Linked DNA regions of Homo sapiens: region 1 is linked to region 2. A link is a contact called in ENCODE Hi-C or POLR2A ChIA-PET data. All regions are on one chromosome and are shown on one strand. The core of a region is the stretch at or near the end of the contact, and the rest is flanking DNA. Distances in the headings are between cores, read along the strand shown. Region 1 overlaps GNAQ (G protein subunit alpha q). Region 2 overlaps GNAQ (G protein subunit alpha q).

Region 1 (4,802 bases), core at 451-2,950, 89 kb before region 2:
TTTCATCTCATCTCAAAGTAACCTAGCTCAGCTTGTCTTCAGCTCATGCACAGCTTCCACAGCCACAGCTCAGTTCATCTTTAGCTAATCCAAATCGTTTAAAATTGGATGAAAGGAAGAAAATTAACACTTGAGGGCAGAGATTGGGCCTTAATTACTTAAACCTAGTTCAGTATTTGACATATGGTTCTACTCTGTTGAATGAATTAACGAGTGAACACTTGTTGACCGTGATGGGTTTTGTGTACTGTGTGGTATACACACAAGAACACAACTACTGGAGTCATACACAACTTGGTTTGAAACATACTCTACGACAAAACTGTTGTGTGGTGTTAAGCAAATTAATGTCTCTGAATTCCAGTTTTCTTATTTCTAAAATAGTGGTGATTCTAATGCCTAGTTCACAATGTGTTTTGAGAATTACATAGTCTGGAAAAGTTGAAAGTGTTGTCCATTGTTAAATGGAGATGATGTTCTTTAGTCATTCAACAAATGTTTGCTAAGTATCTCCTATGTTGTAGTCAACAGAAACTGATATGGCTGATTAAAAAAAAAAAATAGCACTCTAAGGAACATTACTGATTGGTCCAAACACATGAGCGAACTCTGCTTTAGCAGCCTGTCTCTAAACTGCTCTCAGCTGCTTAGACAAACCTGCGCAGAATGACCAGGAATTGACAGCCACCATATAAAACACATGTGGCATAGTTTAACGCATTTTAGTAGGAAGTTGTGAAGCTGGTCATTTGGCTGTTCTTGGTTAACTCCTGGCAAAGCATCAGATGAATACTTTCCTTGTTCTTTTAAACCAAGTAATGTATTGTTTTCCCTTGTTAATTTTAAAACAATGCATCTATTTTCAGTTAGGCAGAATATATTTGTTGGAGCCAAGGAAAGTGAATGCCTGAATGGAGGTCGAGGGAGGATATGAGAAATGCTGGGGCATTTCCTTCTCATTTTTACGCCACTGGAGAAGTCATCTCAGTGATGCACTTAGTTTTTGCTATTGTAGAAAATCAGGGTAGTGCTTACTTAATATTTAGCAAAGCAATAGTTTCCTTCATTTTAATAGCATGTATCAAAACCTAAAAACTTGTTGCTTCTCAGGAATTGTAGTCTTATTCTTTATTATATTGTTTTGCCCTAAATTACTTACACCTGCTATGCAATTATGTTTTTAAATAGTATGTTGTTAACCTACTCATGATTTTCATTAGTACAAGCATGTATATCCAAACATGAATATCAGCAAGAAATGCACTTTAAAAAATGACTTTTTGTGTCATTTCATGTTATATTATGATACTTTTCCTTTCAGGAGAGAAAAAAATAAGCTCTTCATTAATAGCTGCAGTTACTCATTTTGGCTTTTCCCGTATAAATGTATACTTTTACCACCTTTATTTTCCTGATTTTATGTTTCTTAAAGTGAATTTGTTAAGAAGATACCTTTAAGTTGTTGCTACCACTTTGTAAGATGCATATGCAGTTGTTGTTTTTTTTTTTTTTACTATCTTGTGTTATTTGTTAAAACTGAAATGTAACTGAAAGGACTGGCATATATCAAGAAATGTGATATCCCCGCTGAGATGAGCAGTAGTATTGGATTGGCTGGTAGGTTATCTGCTTCTGTCAATGTGCACACTTCCTTTGTGGTAAAAAGTATAACGGTTTTGAACTAAAAAGAAGACTGTACTGAGTGTTGTCGATATTGGCCTCCCTGTGAGGTGGTGAAACGTCCTTAAAAACAGTGCTTCTGTGGTAAGAGTTCAGTTAATTAGGTGATTGTGTGTGCATTCTCTAAGGCACTAGCCTAGTCTTTCTTCTCTTGACCGTCTTCTAGCCATTTTACTATCTACTGGGCAGCTGGTGGATGGCAACAGGATGAGATCATGTAGCTGTTTGATTGTATTAATGGAACACTGCAGTCAAAGTACCTCACTAAAGTTGGGGATTAAAATACTTTTAGATTCACCTTTCAGTTGACCTTGATCCTTGGCATAAAATAATCAATACCATATGCTTTGTGGGTGGCGTGTATCAGTGTTGTGCAGTTTTTGCCAGCCATGGAGGAGAATGGTGGCCCAGAGGAAGGGGTGCCTTTTTCTCTCTACAGCACTCTCTTTTTGCCAGACTCTATAAACAGAAAGTGGAGAGGTGGGTACATTATTCTCATATGCACAGAAGTGCCACATATTCCAGTGATGACAGCTTTGGGTCTTCCTAACTGAATGTGAGGTTGAGAACATTGATTTTGTGTTCTAGAGTATTGCTTCTCGAACTTGAATATGTATACAAATCATGTGAGGCTCTCATTAAAATGCATATTTGTATTTCAGTAGATCCAGGGTGGGCCTGAGATTCTGCTTTCCTCACAAGCTGATGCTGAAGCAGCCCAAAGTAAAGGCCTCTTGGAAGTAACTGACTCTCTGCCACCAGAGGCAATATGAAATCACCAGTAGGCTACCTTTTGGAGAGAAGATCCCAGAAAATACTTCAATAGGATTTTGGCCATGAGACATTCAGCAAATTATTTAAACTCTCCATGCTATGCCTTGTCGGAAATGTGAGGAGATAATAGTATTCACTTTGTATGGTTAGTGTGAGCATTAATGACAATATATAGATGCAAAACTTTTGGGACAATAACATCAACATAGTCAGTGTCTACTAAATGGTTGTTGAATTCTTCCCAGAAAGTGCTAGGTCAGGAGAAATGTATATCTGTTTGGGGAAAGTGCACAGTATTTGAGAAGAAATTGCTTATTGTTTAAAGACATACAAGAGGCTATGATCCAAGAATGAGACTTGGGTTCCATGATCCGGTGCAACAGTGGTTTCTTGGGAGCAGTGGCTGGCCTCTGGTAGGATTTAAGGCATCAGAATGTCAATGAAAGTGGGGGCCCTTCTGAAGGGGTTCATGGATTTCTGTCACTGCTGAGATAAAGGAGTCTTAACTTTTTTCCCTTGACTGCAGGGTGTTTGTAAGGTAAGGAAGGAGGCAGATAGTCGAATAACGAAAGAGGCAAAGGGACAGAAGAAAAAGGGAGAGAAATAACTTTAGCCAACCACTTCTGGGCCTTTTTCATTTAATATGCTCCAAAATGTGAGGTAAGTAGTAGTGTTCTAATTCTACAGATGAAAAATGTTTAAAATACCTGCCCCAAATAACTCAATTTTTAAGTTTATGGGGCTGGATTAAGCCCAACCCAGAATTAGGCTTAATTCCCTAAAGGCAGCTCGTATACTTGACTCCATAAACACCTTTGGCACCTAGGACACATGTATTTAATTTTCTTGTGCAAAAGAGTAAATGCAGTTACCTGTGGCCACTCCAGCTGTCTTTCCACCACTTCAGCCAGCTAAAGTTACTGCCGTGTCCCCAGGACCTAGCAAAGGGCCTGACCCACAGTTAGGCTCAGTAAATACTATGGAATGAATGAGTCAGTATTTAATCAGAGAGCCGATTACATGATACCACTATTATTATGGATCTTTTAAACTTTTAACTCTGATACCACCTATTTGATTTCTCCTTCTTGACTGTACACTCCTTTTACTTGTTCTTTATGTTTTTTGTTAATCCACACACTTCACATCGACTTAAATAATTTTTAAAATGCCACCAAGTATTTTTCATTTCTCTTCGAGCCAGAGGAAGTGTAAGACATGTACTTTGCTTATGGGGACTTGCAGTCTCATTGGAGAGGCAAGATACTTAACAAAATTATTTAGTTCTTTAATGTGCAGTCAAGGCAGAGTTTCTATAGGAAAGCTCATATATTCTTTCTTTCTTTCCTTATTTCCCTTTCTTTGCCTCCTTTCCTGCTGTTCTGGGTTGGTGCATGTAGTGATGCATCTGGCAGTGCTGGGTGTTTGTCCATTTTCTGACCATTTCCCATGGCGATATCTTTGTTAGGAGCCAGGGAAGGCATCTTAATTACCACTGCAGTCTTGGGATAATGAAATGCACAACTCTATGAAAAACTTGGTCACAAATCAAGAAAGTGATTGGAAAGCTTATGCAGCAGAAAAATAACTTGCCCATGAATTATGAAACACCTCTGGTATGTGAACATAGCTGTACACTTGAAATTAAGAAGCTTGTTTCTATAAATACTAGATCCTTTTTTCTTTTTCTCAAATAGAAAAACATTTTATAAATATAAAGATAAATATGTTCATTGTAAAAATTCAGATAACATAGAAAAGCAAAAGAAGAAGGAAAAAATCACTTGTAATCTCACTGTGTGAGAAAGCCACTGGATTTTATGGTATATTCACATACTGAGATTTAACTTTGCACATACAAATGTAGGTTCACTGTCCCACATCTAAAACTTCTTGGGACAGTTTTCTTAGATTGTAGAAAGATAATGTGAGAAAACCCCCATTGAGGTTTGGAGTTGTACTGTGTAATCAAATACATTAACATTTTAGCAGCAAAGTATGTTAATATTTGCAATTAGTGGAACAAATGAAGATTGTAAATAGCTTTGCAGCAGGTTACATTTCCCATAAATTAATTACAAAAAAAGTCTTTTCAGTTCTTGGAAATTTGGAGATTTCAGTTAATAAGTAAGAGAGTATGGACTTATATACAAAATAGTGATTTTTTTTAATCGAGTATATATCACAAGTACTTTTTTCTGAGTTGTTTTCTCACTTGTGCCATAATGAACATCCTTGCAGGATAAACTGCTAGCAATGGAATTGCTGGGTCAGAAAATACACACATTTTTGAGGCTTTTGATAAAGATTATTCAATTGCCATCCAGAAAGATCATACCAGATTACTG
Region 2 (4,434 bases), core at 96-2,595:
TTGTATAAACTCTCTGAAGATAAACTAGTTTTTTTGGTGGTATTAATAATGCATACATACATACACACACACACACACACACACACACACACACACCCATACTAGGATAGTACAACATCATAATTATGAAGATAATAGTAGAACTTCAGAGAGTGCAAAATTTTAAATTGTACCCCAAGATTTTATAGACCTGAAGGCAGTGTTCTTTGTAATGGAATTATGTAATTATATCAATCAACATACTCTGGAAGTGTTTGATGTAGGTTTTGCCATGCTGCATCAAGCATCTGACCTACAATGTCATTGATACTGATAATTATGACATTACAGACAAACATGAAAAAGGAAAATGTTAAGCAAAGAACCAAATAGAAGAATATTTACATGGAAAATGGTAGTGGTAGGGCCAAGAAAGAGATTGAGTTCTCTGAAAAGAAAAAAAAATATATTTTAAACAATAAAGGAGGGGTATTTCCTTTACCCAAGAAGGAATCCCCATTCTATGTTAGAATGAGCAAATAAAGCCTATAGGCCAGCAAAACCAAGAGGAGAATTGTAGTTCCAGCAAATGTTTTTTGGGAAAGACAGTATAACTATAGTCATTGATTATCTTGGTGACCATAATGGAGATTAAAAATAAAAATCTAATGATAGAAGAACAAACTTAATAATGAGTTAATAAATCAGTTTGTGAAGTCTTAATGAAAGGATATGTGGCAGTTTAATAAACTTTCTTCTCTAACATTGTAATCTAGAACATTGTATTTAACATACATTCTCTATTTTTCCTTTTCATCATTGTCTTGTGTATTGTCTAACACATGAGCGATAAATATTTGTTGAAATAATTATTAATGGTACTTTTGAGATACCACAAGATTTCATAGTAATTATAATATTTTGTACTAGGCATTTTAGAAACATCTCTTTTACTTTTCCTAACAGCCCTACAACAAATTGTTCCATCTTATAGATGAAGAAACTGAGGTTCAGGAAGGTTGAGTGACTTGTCTAAAGACACAGGGCTGGTACATGACAGAGTTATTATTGATACCTGATTTGGTCTCAGGCTGTTCAAGTTCTTCCTCTTTGCTACTGTGGTTCCCAGAATTACTAATTTGAGATTCAGTAGTCTCCATCTAATGCCAAGTTTAAGAAGGACATGGAAGCTTAGTAAAGGAGAATCAGTAGATCCTTACCACTTAAAGACTCCACACAGAAGATCTTTCGTTTTCATGAGGGGCTTCAAAAGGCTGTGTCATGTAGTAATTTCTAATTTTGCTGAGCCACATGTTGAATCATAAGTGTGGAGAGGCTGTTTTATGGGAGTGAATCACTCACAATGAGAACCCAGCCAGCAGCAGTTCAGTATGACTTTGCTGTTCTTTGTCATTTATGCAGTAATGCTCAGAAAAAGATAAAACAACAACTGTCACTCTGCATATAATGCACCTGAAAGGTCAGGGTTCAGGTTCTAATGAAGTCAGAAAACGTGAAACAGTCTGATAAATACAGTTCACGTCCAAGTTTTCTGCAGGAGATTTTATGCTAAGCAGTATTTGCAAATTTGAGAACTCAGAGATCTATTATCCAGTCAGGGCCTCCAGACTGTAATTTCACATTTGAGCAAATTTAGGCTTCAGTGACTTTCCCAATGTCACAAGAATCTAGTAGGTATTTGTACCATGGTTTATATTTTTTGTACTATTTTTCCTTTTTTTTTTTTTTTTTTTGCATTTTAAATAACTAGTAGCCTTAAGTGTCTGGCTCTTCTTCGAGTATTTTATATGCATTCTGTAATTTATCCCTCTAAAATAAGTGCTATGATTACCTCCATTTAATGGATTATGAGAGGGAGGTAATTAGGAAGCAGAGGTTGAGGATGTTAAATAGCTTGTACAAGATGACAGTCAGCTAGTACTGGGTGGAAGTGGAATTACAACACCAGCAGTCTTGTCTCAGCATCCATCATTTCACTCTGTACTTCCTTTGAGCAGAAGAAAACAAAACCAAAAAGGCTGAGGGTTTTTTTTTTTTTTCCACAGTCCATTTAGGAGTTGGTGATTTTTTTCTTTAGAGTCAAGTGCCAAAAGGAAATAAGCACTTAGAAAAAAAGTAGGAAGATGTGTGCTGCAGTTCAGAATTGAGATGAAGTCTGATGCTGGCTTGCACTTTTTCTGATTTTGAGGTCTTCTGTGTGTGTTGGGCATCCCTTCAGACAGAGCAGGCCTAATAAGCTGGATATTTGTGTCTAAGAGCTTCCACAAATGTGGAAGTTACCATTTGGCTTTCTACTTCTGGGTAGGTGTGACATTCCAGTCTAAAGCCGCCTTCAGCTGTTAATGAGATTTTGAAAATCCTTCCAAAGTGACTATGAGGTCTTTTTCATTTCACCTAAAGGCTTGGCCTGCTGTGGGCTGGGTAAGACCCACTTTGGTAGGACCTCAGTTCCTCCTTCCCTTTGCAGAAGCAAACATGGAAACATCAACACATCGAAGATTTACCTGAATTTTATGACGACTGAATCTGAAAACAAGACATTACCACATTGGCACATCTTGCGGTTTCCATGTGGTCTTTCCCTAGAATTCTGCCAGAGTTCCTGAGAGTAGCTACTTAGTTCTCACAATGTTCCCTCTAAGCCTTGCCACCAGCTTGCTAAGAATTCTGAAAGCTAGCATTCATCATTATTTCCACCCAGTATATTTTAACTGTAACTTAAAATGAAATAGAATTATATTTTACATTTTGTTTATGTGATTCATTAAATCATACTAGGTATTTTTGGGTGTTTTTTTTTTTTTTTTTTTTTTTTTTTGGAGAGATGGTATTTCTCTCTGTTACCTAGGCTGGAATGCCGTGGTGCTATCATAGCTCACTGTAACCTTGAACTCCTGGGCTCAAGTGATCCTGCTGCCTTAGCTTCCCAAGTAGCTGGGACTACAGGCACATACCACCACGCTCAGCTAATTTTTCTGTTTTTTATAGAGATGGGGTCTTGCCATGTTGCCCAGGCTGGTCTTGAACTCCTGGCCTCAAGTGATCCTTCTGCCTCTGCCTCCCAAAGTGCTAGGATTACAGGCATGAGCCAGCATGGCTGGCCCTCCCTTGCTTTTCTGTGCACAATGTTCAAAATAAACAAGATAGTCTGTTGTAATTGACTTGTTACTTGTAATATTTGAGGTGAGTTTTTTCCTTTTCATCATTGTCTTTTTCATTAATAATTGTTTAATTTAGCTTAACTACTTATAATTTTTACTACTATTTCACATTCGACATTTGGACAAATAGAAAAAAAGTATCTAATTTATCTTCCTACTCTAACATACTAGAAAATATTGTTTCCACATACAGAACTTTTTTTTTTTTTTTTTACAAAAAATTGAGAGTATTGCATTTCCATTGGGAACGTTTATATGCACAATTTTAAAAATCTGTATATATTTTGTAAAATGCTGTCATACTTTTAAATAACTTAGAGAATCTGAGATGAAAGCTCTTACATAAATGCAAATTATGGTTGATTATATTTGAATGTCATTTTCCAAAACAGCAAGGATGGAATGAAACAACAAAGCTTAGGAGGCAGTAAAAGTGACTTAGAAATTCCAACCTAGGTGAAGGCAACATGGTGATTGCTCTGTTTTTGAGGGCAATATTCTCTCTCAGTTTTGATGGAGGTTGACTTCTGAGTAACGGGTTTATAGCAGAGACAAATATAACTTACACTGTAGAGGTTAATTTGAATTCAGAGTCAACATGAAACTTTCTCACAAGACAGTTTTTTTTTGTTTTGTTTTTGTTTTTGTTTTTTTTGTTTTTTGCAGTCAAAAGAAAGTAGCTTCTTTTAACTGTGAACAGCAGTCACAGTTTTTAAAAAGTGCCATGTTTATTTTGTCCATGCTGCTTTTCCTTGGAGGGATCATTCATCTTCATCTTCACCCGCCAGCTAAATCCCACCTTCTCTCTGACACCTCGTTTGACCTCCTTGGTCCGTACACAGTTGCACTTAACACCATCCCCATGCAGCATCGCTCATGTGCGTATGTAACTGCATTCTGTTCTATATTCTCAGTTATTGTGTGACATAGTAAGTTCTTGTTTTGCTCAGTGGTACTGGGTGCTCCCAGAGGGACAGTGTCTTAACATTTTGGTGCTCTGTGCGTTGTAGATGTATTCATTATATATTTACAATCATACAGCTTATGGCTAGATGAGCTCTTTGGTGATTTGGTTTAATTGCCTTTTCTTATGAACACAGAAAATTAAGTTATAAAGAGGAAAAGTAGTTTCTCCTAAAGGTTATGACCAGTGTTATGGGTAAAGCCAGAATTAGAAGTTAGAATGCCTAATTTCTAGTGTAGTTCAGTTCCTCCCTCCCTCCCTCCCTCCTTCCCTTCCTTCCTTCTTTCCTTTGTTCCTTCCAACCAACCA

The links. A loop is a pair of places that touch in the nucleus more often than their neighbours do. ChIA-PET counts read pairs that join two places held with the same protein, here RNA polymerase II (POLR2A). Pooled maps may share reads with other maps.
Region 1: a map of naive thymus-derived CD4-positive, alpha-beta T cell shows a loop between it and region 2 (2.5-fold over the local background). The contact joins two enhancer-like sites. A Hi-C loop is called at or near these places in 1 of 168 maps with a recorded cell type or tissue (naive thymus-derived CD4-positive, alpha-beta T cell) and 4 of 50 pooled maps. POLR2A ChIA-PET finds 5 or more read pairs at or near these places in 4 of 52 experiments (AG04450, activated CD4-positive, alpha-beta T cell, activated CD8-positive, alpha-beta memory T cell and 1 more).

The regions. Positions count from the first base shown.
Region 1 is chr9:77,906,394-77,911,195 of GRCh38, reverse strand. All of the region lies in intron 2 of GNAQ (G protein subunit alpha q), which reads left to right. It overlaps LOC107987081 (a long non-coding RNA gene), which reads left to right. Exons shown (of 2, transcript XR_001746758.3): 2 at 1-4,802. Among named protein-coding and RNA genes, the nearest start is that of GNAQ, 120 kb to the left of the region's middle. Within about 2 kb of position 1,700, at least 3 of the 41 ENCODE cell types and tissues checked have a DNase peak (open chromatin) inside an H3K27ac peak, as active enhancers do.
Region 2 is chr9:77,817,387-77,821,820 of GRCh38, reverse strand. The region is part of intron 2 of GNAQ (G protein subunit alpha q); the gene reads left to right. Among named protein-coding and RNA genes, the nearest start is that of GNA14, 170 kb to the right of the region's middle. Within about 2 kb of position 1,345, at least 4 of the 41 ENCODE cell types and tissues checked have a DNase peak (open chromatin) inside an H3K27ac peak, as active enhancers do.